Linked DNA regions of Mus musculus: regions 1 and 2 are each linked to region 3. Evidence: chromatin loops called from intact Hi-C (ENCODE). Cell type or tissue: heart. All regions are shown on one strand. Links, peaks and the distances in the headings refer to the core of each region. The heading gives the core; the rest is flanking DNA.

Evidence for each region. A loop is a pair of places that touch in the nucleus more often than their neighbours do. Peaks named below come from ENCODE experiments on the same cell type or tissue, not always from the same donor. Only the 100,000 strongest peaks of a DNase experiment are listed, where the experiment ranks them.
Region 1: a loop joins it to region 3, with 3 times the contacts of the local background. A loop is called at or near these places in 4 of 42 quality-filtered maps.
Region 2: it touches region 3 in a loop (3-fold over the local background); 2 of 42 quality-filtered maps call a loop at or near these places.

The regions. Positions count from the first base shown.
Region 1 is chr16:18,855,698-18,861,524 of GRCm38, forward strand. No RefSeq gene overlaps it. Among named protein-coding and RNA genes, the nearest start is that of Mrpl40, 18 kb to the right of the region's middle. In heart, for the core only: a CTCF peak has its summit at 3,091 (motif pointing left); a DNase peak (open chromatin) is centred at 4,694.
Region 2 is chr16:18,809,182-18,815,008 of GRCm38, forward strand. It overlaps Cdc45 (cell division cycle 45), which reads right to left and starts at 2,791. Exons shown (of 19, transcript NM_001358206.1): 1 at 2,334-2,791; 2 at 2,124-2,183; 3 at 1,208-1,300. The coding sequence starts at 2,384. It overlaps Ufd1 (ubiquitin recognition factor in ER-associated degradation 1), which reads left to right and starts at 3,113. Exons shown (of 12, transcript NM_011672.4): 1 at 3,113-3,236; 2 at 5,649-5,781. The coding sequence starts at 3,234. In heart, for the core only: CTCF peaks have their summits at 2,445 and 3,307; DNase peaks (open chromatin) are centred at 2,550 and 3,120; H3K4me3 peaks cover 3,160 bases; H3K27ac peaks cover 2,074 bases.
Region 3 is chr16:18,626,783-18,632,609 of GRCm38, forward strand. It overlaps Septin5 (septin 5), which reads right to left and starts at 3,156. Exons shown (of 12, transcript NM_213614.2): 1 at 3,026-3,156; 2 at 2,869-2,879. The coding sequence starts at 3,068. In heart, for the core only: no CTCF peak of the experiment used is centred there; DNase peaks (open chromatin) are centred at 579, 2,089, 2,819 and 3,219; H3K4me3 peaks cover 1,834 bases; H3K27ac peaks cover 966 bases; H3K27me3 peaks cover 3,783 bases.

The sequences.
Region 1 (5,827 bases), core at 464-5,463, 230 kb after region 3:
ACTCACTCTGTAGTCCAGGCTGGCCTCGAACTCAGAAATCTGCCTGCCTCTGCCTCCCTAGTGCTGGGATTAAAGGCATATGCCACCACGGCTGGCTTTGAACAGTTACAGTTTTAAAGTGTTTCTCAGCCATTTATTTATTTATTTATTTATTTATCTATTTATTTATTTATTTATTTAATGTGAGTACACTGTTCCTATCTTCAGACACACCAGAAGAGGGCATCAGATCCCATTACAGATGGTTGTGAGCCACCATGTGGTTGCTGGGAATTGAGCTCAGAATCTCTGGAAGAGCAGTCAGTGTTCTTAACCATTGAACTGTCTCTTCAGCCCACTGTGCCCCATTTTTAAATTGGGTTATTTGTTTTCTTGATGTTCAGGGTTTTTTTTTTTTTTAATATTGAATTTCATGTGTATTGCTCTTTTGCTTTGGTGTCTGTGTGAGGGTGTCAGATCTTGGACTTACAGAGAATTGTGAGCTGCCATGTGGGTGCTGAGAATTGAACCCCAGTCCTCTGGAAGAACAGCCAGTGCTTTTATCCACTCCAGCCTTGATGTTAAATTTTTTGTTTTTTGATTTTTTTTTTTAGTTCTTTTGTTTGTTTTGTTGTTCAATACAGGGTTTCTCTGTATAGTCCTGGCTGTCCTACAACTTGCTCTGTAGAGCAGGCTGACCTTGAACTCAGAGATCAGGAGCCTTTGCCTCCAGAGTGCTGGGATTAAAGGCACTGTCAACACTGCCTGGCTATTTTTTGAGATCTTTATGCATTTTATGTATTATTGACCCTCTATAGGATAAGCAATTGGTAAAGACCTTCTCCAATTCTGTAACTTGCCACTTTGTTCAAGTGATGGTGTCCTTTGCCATACAGAAGCATCCCAGTTTCACAAGGTCCCATTGAGAGGCCAAACCTATTCCATCCTGGGACTGGCCTCCATCTTAAAGAAAAGAAAAATAAAAAATAAAAAGAGCCTGAGAACTTGACCTACAGCAGAACCCAAGCTGCATCGAAGTACCAGGAAGGACCCCACAGCTTGTCCCTGGCCAGAGTTACTCCCTAGCTACTTCCTAGCAACAGTTTTTTTTTCCATTTTTTATTAGGTATTTAGCTCATTTACATTTCCAATGCTATACCAAAAGTCCCCCATACCCACCCACCCCCCACCTAGCAACAGTTAATCAAAGATTAGTCTGATTGTTTCAGATGGCTTGTGACTCTATACACTCTTGCTTCAGAGCACCCACCTGTTGGCTTACAGTCATTCTATGAGATGCTTGACAGACTGGACACCACCTCCCTCACCCTCTCACTGTAATATCCAAAATGAATTGAAGACCACCCAGTACCTTCCCCCTTCGAAAAGGACTTTCCAAACTGCACAAGCAGGCCAAGTGCAGAGCCAGATAAGAAAGCTGGCTGACTAAACAAATGTAAAAACATAGTTTTCGCGGTCAAAATGATTAAGCTTGCAACTACCAAAACAATAGCTGTTCTCTGAGAAATAACCATAACAAGATTAGCAATTCTCCTGCCCCCCCCCCACACTGAATTCTCACAAAGACCATAAACCACCCTGACCTTGTTGCAAGAATTCCCCTGATGTTAATAGCTGATCCATAAGTTCAAAATGTACTATTACTTTGCTGACCAAATCATAATAACCCACCATGGGGGCAAGCAAAGTGAGTCATTAGGCCAAAGGGTTACTTAGTCATCCTATACAAACCAACCAACGCCTGAAAGGGTTACTTGCTACACCAATGAGAACCCTGTTGCTCAAATATGCCCCTTACAAAGGTATAAAAAATGTGTTCTTTCTTTGTTCTGGGTCTCTCCTCTGGCCTGTGTGCTGGGAGGGGAGTCCCCAACATGTTGGATCAATAAAAATCCTCATGTGTTTTGCAGCGATGGCGGCTGTCTCTGAGGTCGTTCTGAGTAAGGGTCTTCTGACGAACTCCAACATCACTTGCTCCTATTTTCCTATAAAAACTTGTCTTGTTGAGGGTTCAAGGTGGCTCCACCTTCCCTTCCTGCCCTCTTGTGTCGGGGTTGGGTTGGAAGAGAGCCCAAGCCTGAGCTTGTAATAAAGAGACTCTAATGCTATTATGTCAGAGATGGCTCCTTGGTGGTCTTTTGGATTCATAAACACTTCCTGGCACATCACCATTTATTAATTGTTGATCTTAGTGCCTGTTTAGAAAGTCTTTTCCTGTGTCAATAAGTTCAAGATTATTTCCCCACTTCTCTTCTATCAGGTTTAGTATATCTGCTCTTATGTTAAGGTCCTTGACCCAATTAAAAGTTCAGTTTTGTGCAGGGTGATAAATATGGATCTATTTACATTCTTCTATGCAATTTCTCCTGACTCAAAATGCTCCTGACTCAGCCTTCCAAGGTTAGTGTTAACAGCTGGGTAGTGGTGGCATATGCCTTTAATCCCAACACTTGGGAGACAGAGGCAGGCTGATCTCTGAGTTCAAGGTCGTCTTGGTCTACAGAGTGAATTCCAAACTGGATCCAGCCATCCATTTTGACTAGCACAATTTGTTGAAATACACAGTGTGTATTTTTAGCTTTTTTTGTAAAAAATCAGGTGTCCATAGATATGTGGGTTTATGTCTAGATATTCAATTTGATTCTATTGATCTGCATGTCTGTTTTTATGCCAATACCAAGCTGTTTTTATTACTATACCTCTGTAGAAGAACTTGAAATCTGGATTGGCGATACCCCCAGAAATTCTTTTATTATTCAGTGGCACAAAAGCTTGTGATCTGGGTGGTGCCTAATTTGTCTGAATGTTAGAAACTTTCTGTGAGATCTACAGATCATGACAAACTTGTGTATTATAAATGACTTATGTTGCCATAGTGATTTTTCCAGGTCTGAGTAAATATTTGTGCAGTACTGAGGATTGTTGTTGTTCTGTGTGTGTGTGTGTGAGAGAGTACCATCTTCTGGTTGTTTCTTGTTACTATGGGCTGTATCCCTTTTTTCCAGGTCTGAGTGACCACATTAGTCTTCTGTGAGCACCACCTTCTGGTTGGTTCTTGTTACTACAGGCTATATTTTTTTCTGGTTTTGGTTTTTGTTGCTGGTTGCCTCTGTTCACAGATTGAGTGGCACTACATCCATCTGCTGTGAGTGCCACCTTCTGGTTGGTTTTTGTTACTACTGGCTGTATTTTTTTCCCCCTGGTTTTGGTTGATTTTTGTTTCTGGTTGTACCTTTTTCTGTTCATTGATTCTAAACGGTGTCATATCCTTCTGGGTACAAGGCCTTGAATTTGTTTCTGTGGCAGGTTGCAGTTAGGATAGATGTATCTGAGAGCCATGGCTTATGGTGGGGCCAGGAGACATCCTGAGTCTTGGTCTGGGATAGGTGTGGGCTCAGAGGAGCTGAGAGACTCCCACCAATCAGGTTAATTTTTTGTGGGTGTGCATCACTTTCTGGTTATTTCCCATTTCTGCCTGGTAGAGAGAAAAGGTTGGACTTGTGTTTTGGGTGGCATAGAGAGGTCTTTTTCATGAGTGACACTTTCTGGCTGTTTCTTCTTTCTGCTTGAAAGACAGGAAAGGTTTTATTTGTGTTTTTGTATGTTGTGTTTGTGTCTCTTGTTACATGACTTTGATGAGGTGACTTTGACAAGATGAGCTTGATAAAATGATTTTGACAGGTGACTTTGATGAGATGACTTTGACAAAGTGGCTTTGACGGACATATTAACATGAGACAGGCTATGTCTACCACATTCTACAGGTTCCCTTCACCACAGAATAGGCCAGGAAGCGGGTTCCTGGCCCCACAGAAGACCCCCCCCCAAATGCTTGCTTTCCACTATCTAGCTCAGACTGGTATTTTAACTCTGTTGAAGGTAAGAAGAGGCTCTTAGTCTACTGTCAGGCTTTGCTGGCAGGTCTCAAGGTGGCCACAAGACAGCCCACAAATTTGGCCAGAGTGTATGATATTAGACAGGAATAAAACTTTTTTAGAGAGGGTCATGGGGACATTTTGACAGTACACCCCCATGGACCCTAAACCACCAGAAGCAAAGGCAGCCATCACTCTAGCTTTATTAATCAGGAAGCACCAGATATTTAAGAAAAAGCTCCAGAAGATTGAGAGGTTAGGAAAAAAGAAAAAGTCTGAGAGATCTAATGATAGTGGCAGAGAGAGTATTTAATAGAAGAGAGACTGCAAAGGAGAAGCAGAGGAGAGGACAAAAGGAACAGACTCTAGACCTAGCAAAGATCTGTTAGCAGCCAAAGCCAAACCAGAAGACTGTAAGAGATGCCTAAAACAGAGAAGTAGATAAGAGGGGCCATAAGATCAAAAGTGCCCCCTCTCCAAGGCCAGGGTAACCCTAAAAGTAAAAGGGAAACCTACCAGCCTTTTTGTTGATAATTAATAAAGTTCAACATTATGTCTTGCTAAACCTGAGGATAAAGTCTCTTCATCAGTTTAAAATAACTTCCTAGTGGCAACAGAAATAAAACAAAAACACAAGACCTCTTAGAGGTCTTGGACTATTTGAGGCTCCACTAAGAAGGCTTTACTCTGCCAACTACAGCTGACATTGCTTGGCCCTGAGGATGCATACTCAGACTCCAGACCTTGGCATCAGCCAATGGCCAATGTGTCACTAATTGGCAGAAGCTGACCTGTTTACACATCAGTGCAGCAATGACCTCCTGGTTAAAAATGATGCCAGAATGACTCAGCCCCAGCCTCTCTTCTTGAATGCCCCCAGGATTAGCTGCTCTGCTGCCTGACTCTGAGCTCAATTGATGGGCCTCTGCATGATTGTTCAGATGGATGCAGAGGTAACACGGTTTTCCAATGACAACAGCCTCATTCAGGATGGACAGAGGTATGCTGGGGCAGCAGTGGTCTCAGACTCCAAGATCATATGGGCAGAGCCTGGGAGGAATGCCAGCCTAGAAAGCTGAACTGGCAGCTCTGATCAAGGTGTTAGAGCTGAGAAAAGACAAGAGACATGGATAGCCAATGTGCCTTTGCTACTGTACTGGCTAGTTTTGTGTCAACTTGACACAGCTGGAGTTATCACAGAGAAAGGAGCTTCAGTTGAGGAAATGCCTCCATGAGATGCAATTGTAAGGCATTTTCTCAATTAGTGATCAAGGGGGAAAGGCCCCTTGTGGGTGGGACCATCTCAGGGCTGGTAGTCTTGGTTCTATAAGAAAGCAGGCTGAGCAAGCCAGGTGAGGCAAGCCAGTAAAGAACATCCCTCCATGGCCTCTGCATCAGCTCCTGCTTCCTGACCTGCTTGAGTTCCAGTCCTGGCTTCCTTGGTGATGAACAGCAGTATGGAAGTGTAAGCCGAATAAACCCTTTCCTCCCCAACTTGCTTCTTGGTCATGATGTTTGTGCAGGAATAGAAACCCTGACTAAGGCAAATTGGTACCAGCAGTGTGGGGTATTCCTGTGACAACCTGACCATGTTTTGGGGAGGACTGTGGAAGGACTTTGGAACTTTGGGCTTGAAGATCCATCCGTTGTTAAGAGCTCTGTCGGATGTTGTGTAGGAGCTTGGAAGATAATGTTGAGAACAGTGCAGAAGATGGAGGCCTGGCTTGTGAAGTTTCAGAGGGAAAATTAAAGACTCTTTTCAGGGACATTGCTATTTTGGAGTTTGATTATTCTGTGGTTCTGGTTAGCTGGGGCTGAAGAATCAGCTGTGATTAACAAGATACCAGAACTACTAAAGCAAAACCTTTGCATTACTGGGACTATTGATGCTGGTTAGCTGGAGCTAAGAAATTAGCGGTGATTAAGAAGAGACCAGCATCATTGAGGTGACA
Region 2 (5,827 bases), core at 464-5,463, 180 kb after region 3:
TGTTGCTCAATGCCAAAATGTTGCTGCAATGTCCCCTACAGCTTACCACATCACCAGCACTGTGTGGGTTAGGCTTGCAGTAAATCTTGGGCAGCCTCACGTGGCCTCCTCAATATTAGATCCTTTATCAAACAATCACTATAGGTAAAACCTTTCCTTAGTAACACCAAATTGCCTGCCTATGGGCTCACACCTGTAATACAACACTTTGAAGGCCAAGGAAGGAGGATTGTCCTCGGCTAGCAAATAAGATCTTGTCTCAAAATACTGGAGGTAAAAAACTCGACTGATATAAGTACTTCAAATTATAAATGAATCTCTTCCAAGTCATCCTAGAAGCAGCCAGGGACTCCAAATGCATTTTGACATGCCCTACCCATTCCCTATAGGGCCTTCAATAACCCATTCTCATCTGGTCCCAGGCAGAGGTAAGGAGTCTTGGTTCTACCGTTTAATTCCAAAGTGAAAACGTGTTTGATAACTGGAATGCATTTTCTAGAGATAACATAGAGCAGTAGTGTATCCTAATGAAATAAGTGAGGTTAGGACTGAACCCCCTCCCCAAGAGCAAGCATGAGCTGGATCTAGCCTGCTGCCCCCCACTCCCCCTGCACACATATGTAGCAAGTGCAGCTTCATCTTCACGTGGATCCCCAACAACTCAAGAGGGGGCTGCTCTGACTCTGTTGCCTTTATGTGGATTCCATTCCCCTAACTGGGCTGTTTTGTCTGGCCTCAGTGGGAGAGGTCCTGCAGTGACTTGATGAGCTGGGAGGGTGGGGGTGGGGGGGGTAACACCCTGTAAGGGGGGGTGGTTCTCCTTCTCAGAAAAGGGAATAGGAGGAGGTACTGTGGGGGGGGGTAACTAGGAGGAAGGAGGCTGATATGGGATACAAAATAAATAAATAAATGGAAACAACAAGTGAGGTCAGAGTAGGTGCTGCCCACAACTAAACTGTTTTTATTTTTGAGACAGGATCTTGTCGTGTAGCCCAGGCTGGCCTCAGTCTTGCTAGATGTAGTTCAAACCTACCTTAAATTGGTGGTTCCTTGGCAAATGTTGATTCCGCCACCATAACTTTAAGCCTAATAAAACTGATACTTCAAAAACACCCTTCTCCTACTTCAGAACTGGACAAATGCTAAGTATTAAGAACCTGCCACTGAGTAGAGTGGCCTAATTATTCTCCAATTCATTAGTTCATACCTGCTCTTTATGTTCAAGATATGCAGTTTCAAGTTCTTGCCACCCAGAAACCGGAACCAGCGTATACTGGACGTGGTCACACTGAAACAGGGCCTGGAGAGAGAGCATGTGGTCAGAAACCCTCATTAAAGATAACTTACCTGCAATCACCAGAAGCAGACTAGTTGAGTTGAGACAAAGATCTATGTGATATGCTGTTTGGTAAAAGGTCAATAGGAGAAGCTACGTGGCAAGGCTGTGAGCAAGAATTCAATCTGAATCTGTACAGTGTGCCAAAGTAAAACATTAAGAGAAAAAAAATACCCTAATTTTAATTACAGGGGTTCTGAAAAATTCCTAACCCCAGCACATTGTAAAAACCACACTATGAGCCGGGTGTGGTGGCGCACGCACGCCTTTAATCCCAGCACTCGGAAGGCAGAGGGAGATGGATTTGAGTTCGAGGCCAGCCTGGTCTATAAAGTGAGTTCCAGGACAGCCAGGGCTACACAGAGAAACCCTGTCTTGAAAAAACAAAAACAAAAAAACAAACCACACTATGGTCAGAGCCCAAACTAACAATCTTCTCTAATAGACTCGGGGCTCCTGTATTTCCTGCACTCCCTATTATACCACTCCCCACTGTCACATCTCCTCTCTCAAATTCCATCTTTGAGAGGTCATTTACAAATTCAAAGATTTCAGAAGTGAAACCATTTTCACTTGGGTTACTGTATAAAACACTACGTACTTGTCTCACTGTTTGCACTATACTTCTCTCTAGCTCCAGTATAGGTCAGAGAGGATATTTTGGGTTCCTCACCTCCTGCCTGCTCCTTCTGGTCCCTCCCCTTCTGTGACCTACCCCCTGCTGGGGCCAACCCTGATCTGTCACCTCTCCCTCCTGTCCTACCTTCCTAAGGTATTCAAAGCTCACCTGGAGGATCTTGCAAGCACACAAGGCATCCACGTCCGAGGCCACAAAGAGAAGGACCCTCTGTAGAAGCAAACGTGGACAGATGAGTTGAACACAGGGACGCTAAACTCTGTGGCAACTCTCTGACCTCCCGGCCCATCCACGGACACTCGCCCTCTTCTCCCCAGCCCCCAGATAAGGTTTGGATCAGGATCGTGGAATGGGAGTCACCTGGTTGTGGACCGTCTCGTAGAACTCCTTGCGGAAATCGGTCACGAACATAGCCACAGCGGCGGATACCTAGAACTGGCGCTGAGACACGGACAGCCCCGGAGGTCGTCAAGACTCCCGCCAAATCACAGCTCTTCTGATTGGTCCACGCCAGCAGCCAATAATTCTTAGCCTTTCCTCCTTTCTGATTGGTTCCTACTGGGGACAGCCAATAATGCTCTGCTATTCGCAGCTGGATAAGACCCGCCCGTCCCTCAAAAAATGAAACATCTTTCCTCAGGCTGCGAACCTTGTTGCCGGTGTTGACGCTAACGTCCAGTCACCCAAAACCACCTATGTTTGGCAGACATCTTTACTTCGGGAAGGAAGGTCTATTATCTGACCCTGGCATACTTAGAAAACAATATACTCTTAGACATAAAGTAAATTCAGTCACACATTATTTGAATGTGTTTCCAATAAGTTTCCAATACACGGTTCGTCGAATTAGAGTGAGCTATAGATTACTTCCGCCCGAATCCATGATGGCCGGGATCAACGCCGGAAACTCTAGCTGCATTCTGGGTATTGTAGTCCGTAAGGAGAACGGCTCCTATCAAGTTGTTTGGAAGAGAGTACTATCTAAACATTATAAACAGTCGCTATCCTGTGAAATCAATTATCAAGTGTTTTAATGTTTACTTTAAGTAATATTCAAACCTCAGGCCTTCCCATGACTTTCTGTTTTTCCGCCGCTGACTTCAGGCCTCCGTACCCCATCCCCTGCGGTGTTCCGTCACTTCCGGCGAGCCTCTCGCGGTTTCTGGGTTTCAGAGCAGTGGCCTGGACTGCAAAGAGGGAGCTGTGGGTTTTTATTGTAAGGTTCAGGAAAAGAAGCGGCATCACCAAACGCTGTCAGTCATGGTGAGTTGACCGGGGATCGCGAACCGGATGATGCCAGAGTTGCCCCTGGAGCTGGCAGGGAGGGCCTGGACCTGGTGGCGGAGGTGCCGAGTCACCCGGGCCTGCGTCGGGCCCCGACACTGTCCCGAGAGCTTCTGTCCCAAGTGGGACCCATAATTACGAGCCACCTCTTTTCTTCTTAGCTTGTCCGAGTCATGACTCGAATGCCTTTCGGCGGGACAGCAGCCCCGAGAGTAAAAAGGAACCTGCTACTTTATGTCGATAGTTCTCATAAGTGCTCGACACGCAACAAGTTTCCATGAACTCGGAGTTAACTGGAGATTTCTTGGGGGAGTGGCGCGAGGGAGGAGAAAACGAAGGACATTAAGCTCAGCCAAAGTTCCCTGACCTTTTATTTAGTAGAAATCATGTCTTAGGCTGTATGTCACGTTGTGTTCATCACGTTGTGATAACGACAATAGGTAATATGTAGTGCGCCTTTTTTCTATCAACGTATACTTATTTAATTCCTGCATTCCCCATGGAACATAGGTACGTAGTTATTATATTTACCGGTAGAACTAAAACTTAGAGAGGTGGTACTCAGGAAAGTGAGGCTCAGAGGTTGGAAGTCAAGTCCATCCGGCTGCAGTGATGTCTCATCACTCCTGTATATAGTGTTGACTCCGTGCCATTTGTTTGTTTGTTAAAAACAAGAAGTGATTATTAGATTTTTATCCTGAGTGTCACAGTAAGTCCCTGTCTAAGTTCATTTACATAACCAGCACTGAGTGTTTGATGTGTTAGGCATAAAAGCTTTAAAGGAAGTAACATGGATGATAGAAGCTCATGTTCATTGGTGGCTGAGTTGGAAGGATACCGTTCGGGTGTTGCATACTTCATGTACGTTGTTTATGTTCCAGAGAGAAGCAGTAGGTTAGATGGATGGCATAGGTGAAGATGCTTTGACGAGCACACACCCCCCACCCCCCAACCCCATGGCTCAAAAAAGGGCTTTGTGGGTTATGCACCTAAGACTGAGTCACACAGTTCTGGTACTTAAAGAAAAAGATAAAAGACTGAAGCACGCCTTTAATCCCAGCACTAGGGAAGCAGAGGCAGGCAGATTTCTGAGTTCAAGGCCAGCCTGGTCTACAAAGTGAGTTCCAGGACAGCCAGGACGATACAGAGAAACCCTGTCTCGAATAAACCAAAAAAAAAAAAAAAAAAGACTGAAAACTTGTGTACTAGTAACTGAAGAACAGTTTATTGGTGGGGGATGTTGGTGTGCACGTGGGCTTGAGAATAGAAGCCTTCGGGTGGGTATGTGAGCCCGTATGTGCATGTGAAGGTCAGCAGACTGTCTTGGATGTAGTTCTTCGTGTCTTGACTTTGCTGGCTGGTATGAGAAAATACTTGATATGCAGTGTGCAGGTCTGTTCTGTGCTGTGAGCACCAGGAGAAGCACTAACTCTGACCCCTGCCAAAGCAAGGGAGGCTTGCTGAAGAAGAAAAAGCATTGTTACTGAAAGCCAGGTGGAGGAATACATACATGGGCATCTGCTTTTCACCACCTGCAATGCTCTTTTGGGTTTCTTGCCCAGTTGACACTCAGACATGTAGGTCTTTAATGAGGGTCTCCTCCTGAACACTTGGTTAACATCCATTCTCGGGTGCTCTCTGTCCCGATACCTGTTTCTTGTCTTTAAAACTCCTAGACATAGGTATTTTATTGTTATCTTCCTTGTCTTTCATATCAAGTTCCCCAGGGCAGAGGTGATATCTGCCTGCAGTACCCAAACATTACTAAAGTGATATCCCCTAAAGTCCAGATTGGAGCCACACAAATGGTAGGCACTCAGGAAAAGAGGTGGCTTCTAAGTTAAGGATGGTGGGGAAAGGGCTCCAGGTGGAGTTACAAGTCCAGAGACAGAAACGTTAGGTTAGGAGATGGTGGATGGTCAGTAATGAGTCTCTGTGAAGTGTATGTAAGGCCCAGCCTTGATCCATCTTGAGAATAGGGAATAGTAGCAGAAGAATAGGAGGGGAAGGCCTGGTTTTATATTTAGTAAAGTTGCACTGTCTATAGATAATAGAAACTGGACCTGAGGGATGAGTTTGGGAGGCACAAGAAGGATTTGAGGTTCACCGTGCCGCCGAGGTGGTCAAAAGAACATTCTGGTTAGTTGAGATTTTAGTTTGCTGTGTTCTTTGACCACATTTATACGCACTGATGACTTGCTATGTTAGTGCTTGGCCTAAAGAAACATACCTTTGAGGTAGATACAGTGCACATTTGTGTACATTTGTTATGTGGGAGGCTAAGTCAAGGTCACCGGGATTCAGGACTTGATGACCAGCCTCTTTTTTTTTTACAGTGCCTTTGTTTCTTTGTTTTAATAATAATACCATTTCTTTCTTTCTTTCTCCTAGTTTTCTTTCAACATGTTTGACCACCCGATTCCCCGGGTCTTCCAGAACCGCTTCTCCACGCAGTACCGCTGCTTCTCCGTGTCCATGCTAGCAGGGCCTAATGACAGGTCAGATGTGGAGAAAGGAGGGAAGAGTATGTGCCTGTTTTTATTTTGAATAGTAACCTTTCCTGCCCTAAA
Region 3 (5,827 bases), core at 481-5,480:
CAACACCTTCCTCTCCTTGCTCTTCACCCGAAAACCCTGAACCATGCATGCCTCGGCAACCAAACTACCCACAGACACACCCCTCCCCACTCCTTGAGGCTCACTCCTTCCTACCCGCCCCCTGCGTTTGTGCACATGCGGGTGATTGGGGGAAATTCTTTCCCGCGTGGCATCTTCATATGCACTGAGGACAGAGCGCATCTCCCCTACTAAGCCCTGCTGTGGGTGAGGGGAACAGGTCTTTAATCTCAGCACTTGAGAGGCAGAGGCAGGCGGATGTCTCTGAGTTTTGGGCCAGCCTGGTCTACATAGCGAAGTCCAGGACAGTCAGGACTACATAGACTCTATCTCAAAAAAACAAATTAAGGGTGCCTGGGATGCAGTGGCCAGAGTTCAGATGGCCGGCTTCCTTCAGAGCTTGGAAGCTTTAGCTAGCCCTCAGCTAGGCAAAACTTCTGCCCACAACATGCCAACACTTTAGGTACCAGATGTTCCAGGAATTGGGAAGCCATTGGCTGTGAGCCACCAAACTTTTCCTCAGTCCTCATTTCTAACCCCACCAGAATCAGAGCTCCAGCCCCAGGCTGCAAGAAACTAGACAAGCCACTGTCCAGAGTGGGCAAAGGACCAGGAGACCTCCCTCCTCTATGCAGGTACCACCCCTCCTCCATGAAGCCTCACCGTCTTAGCTTCCTGGAGGGGCCTCCACCCTGGGTCTTGCTATGGGCACCCCCGGGGTGACTAGCACCTGGGGAGGAGCCTGAGCCCACAGCTGCAACAGGAGAGCCATTCATCCCAGGGCTGAAAAGAAGCCTCCCAGTTCTGGCTCCCAGAAAGTGGCTACTGGTTCCTGTCTGACCTACATGAAGCATTTAGACTGAGTCCTATCCCTCACCCCCTCACCCCCCACTCCACCCCAATCACCGCAAACACAGCTCTCAGCCCAGCATCACCTAGGCAGGTTGCTATCTCCGACCTAGGGCGGGCATCTCTGGAAGAGCACACAGATGCCCTTGGCTGAACCATACCCTGATGCTGAACAGACCTAGTAGGTCTTAGACTGACTGCCTTTCAACTTGTTCATTGGGAATGTACATGCTTAGGGGACATCCCAGCCAAACAGCCTGTCTAAGTATCACCCAAGCAGGCCATCATAGCCTGTGTATTCCCTGGAGAAGCCCTAGGGGAGGAGCCTTGCACCCCCTTTTTCTAGTCCCAGAGGCTCAACAAATATTCCTCAGGGATATGAAGCCATACACAGCAAAACACACCTCTTCGTGAGAAGGAGCCTGTTGAGGCTTCCCATTCTTAGAATTATGACTAGGCTCTGAAGCGGCAGGCACAACCAACAAAGTCCTCATCACTGCCTGAGAAGAGATATGGGTGCAAAGGGCAGACAGACACCTCCTTCTACCCAGACTGCTGCTCTACCCCCTCCCCCAGTTAGAGTCAGAAAGAGGCCTGGTTAAGCCCGGCCCTGTGCAGCCATATTGGGAACCAAGGTATTCCACACTGTTCCCCCAGGCCCACAAGGTCCCAGCTCGGACACCAGAGCTCCAGCACTGTTCTGGGGCTCACTCCATCTGCCTTCACCCAGCGCTCTCTTCCTTCAGGCCTGGGGATAGGGAGTGGCATAAGGCTGGCTCCTAGCTAACCAGAGGATGGGCAGATGCAGGCCTGAAGGACTCATACTCCATCAGGAAGGGGGAGGGGTCTCCATCCTAGCAGCAACAGACAGGAGAACATGGATGGTGCTAAGCAGCAAGTACCCCAGCCAGGTGACTTGGAAGACCTTCCAGAGGCCCAGGAGAAGCCTAGGTCCTTGCCTTCCTAGCCTCTGGCCCCCCTCTCCCTTACACAATAGCATGTGTCCCCATCGGGCTTTGTCTGGCTTACTGGGATGGGGAGGCAGTTCTCCTGGGGGAGCCCCTCCCAGTGAGTCTCATCAGCCTTGGGCGGGGCATGTCCCTGCCAGGAGACTGTGACTCTCCGGCTCACCCCATCTGCCAGCTGCTTTTGCTCTGTCTGATGATGTACTCTGGTCTAGTACTCTGGAGTCCAATGCTAGGCGAGAACACCCATCCCCAGCAAGGCTTGCTGAAGCCTTCTGGTGTCAGAATTGGGCCTCCCCCACCCCATCTTCAAACAGGGCCTAGCTCAAGCCACAGAGGACATCCCTTTGGTCACCCACTTCCACAGCACTCTGGTTTCACAACCCTCAGCTCCTTTGGATTTTCACAGGTTACCCGGTAGGCTGGTACTTTCCCTGGGGTGGGGAAATCAGGCTAGCCCCCCTCTGGAAGGCCACAGCCTGGCTGTACTCAAGGTTTGGAGGGCTAGTGCTAGGATGACTCAGATGGGGAGCCTTGCAAGTTCCAGGTCTTGGAAGATGCTCTGCCAAAGACTAGTGAGCATAAATTTAGGCACAGAAGAGAGACACCCAAAGGTGCATGGGCATGAAGCAGAGGCCCCATGGTATTGCTCAGGAGACTGGTGGGCCCCCCCCCCCATTCCTGGCCTGTCATAACTACAGCCTCACCCAGGACCCCCAGCACGAGGCCTTCCGGTCAGGTTAAAAAGGGGATGCTGGCCCTGGACTAGAGGAGAGAGGCCCTTATCCCAGCCTCCCTTTCTGGGGAGGTGCCTAGGCCGCTGCTATACAGGTCAGGGAACCAAGCGCAGTGCCTACACTTCCCCTCCGTAGCCCCAGGAGCAGCGGCGCTGCCCCTACAGACAATCGATTAACGCCAAAGGACTGGGTGACGGCCGGCGGGGGCGGGGTCACGCCTGGGCGCCACCAGCATCGGTGCCACAATGGGTGACAGCCGGTCCGATCTCACCACCGGCCGAGCGGCGCAACGCCAGTACCTGTTTGTCCTCTGCATGGTCCGGGTCGTGATCCGGGTCCGGGCGGGTCCGGGAGGGTCCGGGCCGGCGGGCAGGGGAGAGACGGAGACAGACGGTGAGAGGCGGGCGGGCGGCGGGGACAAAGGAGCGCGGGCACGCGGACAGGCTCTGGGCTCACCTGGGGTCGCCAGCTTGCTTTTGTACCGCAGTCCTGTGCTCATGGTGGCCGCCGGCGGGGGACGTGTGGCGGCGGGCGCGCGGGCGGGGCGCGGCGACCAGCGGTGGAGGCCGAGGCCGGCTGAGGGGTGACCCGCCCCTCCGCGCCGCCACCACCCGCCCCGCCCGCGCGCCCGCCAGCCAATCGGCGCCCGCCGCGCCCACGCGCGACCCGGAGAGGCCGGTGGGGGCGGGGACTGAGGCGTCCCGCTGTGGTTCCCCCCAGGCCTTTGGTTCTCCCGGCCGCGCGAGTGCAGCCGGGCTATTCCCACGGCTTCGTCCGGAACGCCCCCTCCCCTTCCTGTCATCTAGCCCAGGCCTAGACTCTGTTCTCCCTTGGCTGTCGCTGGAAGCCGGTTGGTTCCTGGGCCTCTGACCTTCCATCGAGTGGCCATTCTATAAAGCATGTCCCAGGACTGTGCTTCATGCAGCCGATGAATGAGTTCAGGTGATATAAAGACCCCTTTTTCACCCCATCAAGAAGCATTTGGAAGGGGCAGACCTGGAGCCCTACCCTTGGTACATTGAGCACAAGTCCAGAACCCGAGCTCTCCTGCAGTCTGCTGGGTGCTAGGCATTCTACACTGGACACACACAAACGCCTGGGCAAGATGGAAAGCACACGGCAGGCAGGGTGTGGTTGTAAGATGGGAGTACTTGAGGTGTATGGCTAGAAGGACACAATCCGAAGGCCACCTTAGCCCTCCTTGCTCCAGCTCTGGTCCCGGTTTTCTGTGATCTGTGCTCTCCCCAGCTACCCCCCTGGAGAGGGGTTGAAGGGGGCTGAGGGACACATAAAGACAAGTCCATGCTCAGAGCCACATTTATGCATGAAGATGCTGTGACTCTGAATCTTCAAAAAGTTGATAGGACTAAGTGACCCACGGTGTGAATAACTTCTGTGTTACTGTCACATCCCAGGTGGTGGCTTAAACCTCACCAGAGAGTCTGTGACCAGGGTAGGGATGTTCCATTGTCCAAATCTTTCTTCTACAGCCTAAGGATCAGATGGGGCATATGACACACTGTGGTGCATCTTTGGGATCTAGAGAGGGCACTCACACGTGATCAAGTGCTAATCATTTTGTGTATAAAACAATGTAGAAGTAAAAGTGTCTACACATCTCTTAGGTTTGGCTTCACCAGTGACTTTTTTCATGGCGTTCTTGGGGGAATTTGGAACTCTGTTAGAGGAATATGTGCAGTCTGAGGCAGGGACAGAAACACAATGTCAGGACTTCTGAGCTTGCCAGTTCTGAGTCTGGAGAAACCCACGAAGGAAAGCTAGGACATTAAGCCTGAGCTGACTGTTACTGTCACTCCAACGGCAGAAACAAAGTGGGGGGAAAAGGAAGTATCTTCCCTGGGGCACTGATGGGAGGGACACTCCTGGTCTCCTCTAGTTAGGGGGTTGTGCTTGGCTGCCTTGGCCCGGAGGGAAGTGTAGGAGAGGGGAAAGAAGCTTGTGTATAGAAGAGGAATAAATTATAAAACAATTCTGATGAGCCCTCGACTTGGGTAAAACGGCTGTGGAGACGTGCAGCTGGTCAGATGCTCAGTGGGAGGTGAATGGGCGGGTGTCACCGAGGCCTGAGAGATAGACTTTGAAGGGTGCAGTTAGGGGCAACCTGGCTTGGTACCACATGTGAAAACATCTGTGGGGAGCTTGAGTTGTTCAGTCCTATGGGAGAGCTGGGATCTGCTCCCTTGTCCTGGGACTCTAGTCACCTATGACTGTGAGTCCTGGGGTGGCTTCAAGTCGCTCACAGAGGAAAGAGGTTGCCATGCTGTACTGAGGAGTAATAATAATTGTGACTCAACAGACACTGTATGCACAGGGGACATTGCTGAGGTCAGGAAAATGGGCCATGAAGGCATTATCAGATTTGCAGGACCCGTCCCCAGGTCTGCCTTGTGTACAGTGTGAGTGTCACAAAGGTCATAGACTCTGGCCGGAATAGCCAGGGGCTGAGGTCTAAACAAAACTCCTGTATGGCTTTTGCCCATGGGAAAGCACAGACAGCAGTCTCTGATGGGCTCTCTCAAGGGTCAGAGAGGCAGCAGGAGTGGCAGGGTGGGGACTTGCACACCTGCGTTTACCTGTTGAAGACGTTATGGCTTCCAGCGGCACTTGCTTTGCTTTTCTGTCCTAGAGCTGGCTGTAGTACAAAGAGAAGTAAACAGAAGACTTCTGCGTGGGGGAAATGCTACTTTTTTTTTTTAATTCATAAGGAAAAGAAGTTAATGAGTGAAAAAAATAAGCTATGTCAAGAAAAATCTGTTCAAGCAACTGGGGCTACAAATAGCTCACTTTTCAGAAAAAAAAAAAAAAAAAAAAAACAACCAACCCAAACCCTTCTCTTTTTGTTAAATCATGCTGTGTCTCCCCTCAGCACAGACGGCAGGGGGAGCTGACTTTTCCCTGGCACCGTAATGCCAGTTGGGTAAGCAGAGCACTCTTTGGGAGATAGCATTGGTGCAAACCATAGTGACTAGACACGGTGAGGCAGTTAATGAAGATGCTGAGGTTTAGAGGTGGGGAAGTTTGTTCTGGGTGACAGAGAGATGGGAGCAACTGGGGCCAATGGTAAGAAAATTCTAGAATGTTTACTGTTACTGCCGTTCACTTCGGAGGTTGAGGGCTAAGGTCAAACTGTGTGCAGCAGGTGAGACCTCCCTTTGCAAAACCTTCTACAGCTCCCCCACCCCATAACTACCTCAGAACAGGCCTGGCTCAAGCTGTAATGCCCAGGTTTTGTGCCTA